2 separate regions of the Homo sapiens genome follow, and region 1 is linked to region 2. A link is a contact called in ENCODE Hi-C data. All regions are on one chromosome and are shown on one strand. The core of a region is the stretch at or near the end of the contact, and the rest is flanking DNA. Distances in the headings are between cores, read along the strand shown. Region 1 has its middle 180 kb from the start of DMAC1. Region 2 holds the start of SMARCA2 (SWI/SNF related BAF chromatin remodeling complex subunit ATPase 2).

Region 1 (2,700 bases), core at 193-2,692, 6.0 Mb after region 2:
CCAATCCAATCACATTGTTCCGTTGGGAATATCTTTGCTAATGGCAGCAGTGGGTGGAGAGAGGTCCTTGCCGTTATTTTGTCAATGTGTCTTGATCCTGTCTTTTCCAATTAATGATAAGTTCCTTGATGACAGGACCCATCTCTTTTTCCTCCTTCACTTCCCACAGTGGCCATAGAATAAATATAGACAGTATAGCCTATTAGGGAAAAGTGATTTACACAGAAATGAAGCATTCTTACTTTTTATTTCCAGTTGCCCAAAGACTTAGCAAAGTTGATCCTGCTACCTAATGAGGCATCTCTCATTCCCACAGTCTCTGCCTAGCTCCCCGCATATTAGAAAAATGTGACAATTTACAACTTTGTTGGGGAGCTAGGAACATTCGTTCCTGGAGCAGGTTAAACTGTTAGCAGGGTGGAAACTATTTCTTCAAACTAGATGTAATCTGCAATTCTAGTAAAGCACTTAGCAACAATTCCAGTTGATCCTCACTTGTGAGTTTATATGCGTAATACCCACAAGGGCCGTACCCATGTTTGTTTTGTTTATTTTTGTATCAAAAACCTTAGCCTAGAAACTAGTGCAAAGGAGTCGAAGACCCTGTCCATTCATATATTCAGCAAATACATTGAGCACCCACACACCCACAAAGTGTGTGTCTTTTGTTCACTGCTGTCTTCCCCATACCTAGGGAAGGTAGGGACTGCCTTCTTGGTTAACTTCTGGCTCAAAAAAAGTAAGAGCTAAGAATTAGCAATGCTTACTCTGTGCCTGGCACTTTTTAAAGTATATTACATGTATTTTAGATGTTTAATCTTTATAGTATCCTACAAATTAGGGATTATTAATATCCTTATTTTTACAGATGTGAAAATTCAGACACTTTTCTGCATAAATATGTACATAGTACTTATGTGTTGTAATATACACATTACAATATAGCATATATTTGTCATATAACATAACATGTATATGCACATAAATACATACTATAATACACATAGCATATATTATATGTAATACATATCATATATACATATATACATGTACATATGTTCATGTATTGATATAAACATATATTCACACACATACCCATATAACACTGATAAAAATGAAGTTGCTCTAGTGTAAGCGTGATGGCAAGAAGGGCTGAAATCTGCTGGCCTTTCGTCTTGTCGTCACCCATCCCCTCCATATCCTCTAAGGCACTTTCTCAGAGCCCAGTTTGAAACCACTCATCTAGCCCTTGTCTCTCATTTTACATTTGAAGAAAGTGAGGCTCAGAGAGGGAAAGTGACTTATTTAAGGTCTCACAGCTTCATTAGCTGTGGGCTAAAGGCTGAGCCAAGACTAGAATGCCCCAATTTTCAGATAAAAAAAGCTGAAGCTCAGGGATATTGTCATTTACCCATGAGCTCACAGGCAGGAAGTGGTGAAACTATCATTAAACTACGGTTGGCCTTGTTCTTTTGTGGTTTCATTTCACTAAGCCTCTGACACCCTGACCTCAACTTCCTTCTGTAGATATGTCACCTGGCCTCCTTCAGTCTAAGACACTACACACTGGCCACACACTTTGTCATCCTCATAGACTGACAACCTGCTCTCACATACCCTGCTTTCTTACTGTGTAGGCTCTCTTTTCTTGCTCAGAATGTCCTTCCCCACTTCTTCATGTGCCAACTCCTAGTCATCCTACAAGAACCACATTCACTTTAAGTTTCTTTTGAAGCCTTTTCAGTGTCCCATACCCTGATCCCATTACCTCTTCTATGTATGCAGGGCTTGCTTCATGCTTGTGTAACCCAAGGGCCCTGCATTTGATTTAACACATTTTAAAATTCTTAACAATTTATGAAAAAGGAAACCCATATGTTCATTCTGCCCTGGACCCTGCAAATTATGCAGCCAATCCTGTGTGTGTTTTTTCATGTTGCGTAGACTCTATTACAGTCAGTAACATATTGAGAAAGAGTGTGTGTCTCCTCTGATAGTCTATGAGCTCCTTGAAGCAAGAGGCTTGTCTTAGTCATTGCTGTATCCTCACACCAGACTCTACGGGATGCTCAGGATTCACCTGTTGATCTGTGAGGAAGCCCAAGGCTCAGTTAATGCCCCCCACCCTCCTTCCATAACAGTCTCCTGATTAGGAAACAGTGCTTGACCTCTAGACAATCTGAGTATCCACTCCAGGAAGTGGAACATTGCCTTCCCAATGTTGAAACTGTTAGCACTCAATCATGTTTCAGGAACATATAGAAGGTATGTGCCTATTCTGCTTCAATTGCTTTCCAAAATAAGTATACGAAAGTGGATAGAAAATATTTTAGTTTGATGAAGTAAGAATGTTATGAGGCAAAAGGAACTGACTTATCCCACTGGGTGGGGATTAGGTCTGGAATAAGATTGCACCATGACTAAAATGACTTCTTTAGCCAATGACATTCCTGAAGATTGGATCAGAGTAAAGTTAAACTAACCTACTCAAGGAAGACTTTCCTAAATCAGCCCCTTTGCTGTATAATTTAGTATGGAGAGCTGATTGTGGGTTTTTCTTGTTTCATTGTTTAATACATAGAGGTTTCACATTTCATTTTGAAACAGAAAGAGGGACTGGAAGAGATAAGTTAGTATGAGTGAGGAAAAGATTAGAAGGTAGAGATAGGATCGCAATGCTGTTATCACCTTTGCTTTATT
Region 2 (2,700 bases), core at 15-2,514:
CCTAACATTCTTTCACACTTCATAAAACTAAAAATAAAATTGTCTCACCAAACACCGACCTATTGGTCCGGCCAAAGTACTGTATTTCAAGGAAAATTGGAGCAAAGAGGTCTCAAAACCGCGACTTGCCAGCAAATTACAATTTGCAGCCTTAATTGGTCTCAAATGCGGGGTGAGAGGGAAGAGACTACGGTCTGTAGAAAATAAGAGATTTATTCCCCTTTTTAAATCAAAACCAGATTCCATGCTTCAGCCGCCCCCTAACCCGCCAGCCCCGCCCCCAGGGTTTGTTTTTCCATATTTTTGTATATATTTTAGCGAAGATGGCAGGTGAGGGAAGGTTATAGTGCTGTACCTAGTCCACGAAGTAAACAGAGAGGTTAGGGTGGGTTTACTTATTTATAAGGCGTTCAGCCTCTCAGCTGTTTCTCCCTCGTTGGCATTTGGAAGCTTGCAGTCCTTCAGGGAAGAGACAGATTTGGCAGGAACGTTCTTTGTGCCCGCCTCCCTTTTCTATTTTTTATTTTTTTACCTGGAATAGGGGGCAGATTTATAATGACAGCCTTAGGGAAGGGGGAGAAAAAGTTTCAGCCGGCACGACAATGCCCGTTTTTTCCACAGTCCACACTGTGCCACAAACAGCTTTGGTGCCACTCGGAGCCCGTCCCCCGTCCCCTCCCTCTCTCTCTGCAGGCTCGCACTGGCAGGCGGAGGCACAGTTAAATTCCAGCACCTTCTCCACATACCCCCGAACTACTACGCGCTATTACTACGGCTGCCCTCCGTTTTCGCTTCGCCTCCTCCCCTTCCGCAGTCTCCCTGGAGGAGCCCCGCGGCGCCCGAGGAAGAGGACTGCCAGGGAAGGGACAGCGGGCGCCCAGCTCCAGCAGGGCTTGGGGCTTTCTGCATCCCGCGCAGTTTCTCTGCTCCAGGCACAAACGCGGCCCGAGAGCCGGCGCCTTGCAGTCACACACGGATCCACGCATACAGTAGAGCTGTCTAGATCCACATTCTTGCACACCGCCCCCTCCTCCCCCCGCGCTCCCGGAGTCGCTGAGCTGAGCGAGTGACAGGCGCGTCCCGCCAACCCGCGCCCGGACGGGCAGGGAGGAGCGGCGCGCGGGGCCAACTGCGGCGCGTCTTCCGGCGCCCGCGGAGGAGGCGAGGGTGGGACGCTGGGCGGAGCCCGAGTTTAGGAAGAGGAGGGGACGGCTGTCATCAATGAAGTCATATTCATAATCTAGTCCTCTCTCCCTCTGTTTCTGTACTCTGGGTGACTCAGAGAGGGAAGAGATTCAGCCAGCACACTCCTCGCGAGCAAGGTAAATATAACTTACAACTCTTTTCTCCTCTTTCCCCTCCCTTCGGCCGCCCCGCTGCAGCCGCCGCTCAGACCCCTCCGGCACCACGCCGCCTTCGCCCGGGATTATCCATTATTATCCTAATTATTATTTATTGTGCATGCAAGGAGACCAAAACAAACAGGCGGGCCAACCGCCGCGACAAAAAAAAGCCCGCCTCCTCCCCGCGGGCCTCAGGTGGAATGCTCTAACGACAGCTCCCAGGCGGCGGTGGAAGAAACGAGAAAGTTTCAACCGAACCTTGCTGTTCTAATAATAACAGTAATAATTACTACTTCAAGGGGGCAAAGGAGGAAAAAAATCCCAACAAGCCACAGCCTTGATCCTGAGTGGGCAGTCAGAGGCGCTGCCAACTCAAGGTTGCAACACACACATTGGGCCAGGTTGCAATCCCCCCATCCCCTTAAAAGTGAGGCGGCGGGGAGGGGGGTGGCCGCAGGAGGGGGAAGGCCTGGGGGACAGGGGAGGAGGATGGAAACGCTACTGTTCATCCCGGGCAACCCTCCCCGGAAGAGTTGGAAGGGGAACGGGAAAGGAGGGCGGGGAGCCCAGGCTGGCGGCGGGGCGCCAACGGACGCTGTTGCCACCCGCTTCCCAGGGACTTGTTCAAAGGGCTCCGGCTGCGGAGACGTGAGCGGATCGCAGCGGGAGAAGCCTGAGCTGACGCGCGAAGGAGGTAGCGGCCACTGCCGCGGGGCCGGTGCGTGCCTGATCGGAGGTGTCACCTCCACTTTCCGCGTTTCCTCCGGCGTGGATGGGGAGGCTGATTGGTAGGCAGGCCTTTAGGCAAAGGGGCTGCCAGGGGGCTGCGCCCCGGGCGCTGCGGACGTCCCTGCCTCTGGTACCTGGCGGCAGCGCAGGCTCGGGTGTTAAAGTTCGGGATGTCCGGCCCGGGCCGCACTGCTGGAGGGAAGGGAGGAGGCCCCCAAGGAGGTCGGAGGTGCCCGCCAGCCTCCGTTACCCTGCCCTCCCTCTCCCCGGGTCCGTGTTCTTTTGCTTCGCGTCTTCCCCTTGCTTGCGCCGCGGGAGCTGCGGGCGTGGGGCGCCTGCGATCGTCCGGGTGCTAGGGGCGCGCCGGGACCCAGGAGAGCCACGGCGGCGGCTGCGGGCCCGGGAGGCCATGATCCGGATAATCCTGTCTGCCTGACTGTCACAAACAGGACCCGCGCACCACCGGGCAGCGGCGGTGTGGTTCGCCCGGGAAGGGGAAGGGCTGCGGTGGGGAGGGAATAGGGGGGTGGCGAGGGCGGGAGGCGGGGAGACCGGGTAGGAGCCTCCTCCCAACGATGACACGCACTCCTTCCTTCTCGCTCCCTGCTCAGGAGTTTGCTTTATTCCC

The links. Hi-C counts contacts between places; a loop is a spot of excess contacts on that map. Pooled maps may share reads with other maps.
Region 1: a loop to region 2 is called in a map of naive thymus-derived CD4-positive, alpha-beta T cell, with 12 times the contacts of the local background. The contact joins the enhancer-like site here to the promoter of SMARCA2 in region 2. A Hi-C loop is called at or near these places in 1 of 168 maps with a recorded cell type or tissue (naive thymus-derived CD4-positive, alpha-beta T cell), 1 of 37 single-sample maps with no recorded cell type and 9 of 50 pooled maps.

The regions. Positions count from the first base shown.
Region 1 is chr9:7,975,074-7,977,773 of GRCh38, forward strand. No RefSeq gene overlaps it. Among named protein-coding and RNA genes, the nearest start is that of DMAC1, 180 kb to the left of the region's middle. RefSeq lists an enhancer at 1,678-1,787. Within about 2 kb of position 1,443, at least 8 of the 41 ENCODE cell types and tissues checked have a DNase peak (open chromatin) inside an H3K27ac peak, as active enhancers do.
Region 2 is chr9:2,014,083-2,016,782 of GRCh38, forward strand. SMARCA2 (SWI/SNF related BAF chromatin remodeling complex subunit ATPase 2) reads left to right here and starts at 1,265. Exons shown (of 34, transcript NM_003070.5): 1 at 1,265-1,322. RefSeq lists enhancers at 765-814, 875-924, 1,711-2,267 and silencers at 975-1,314, 2,455-2,624.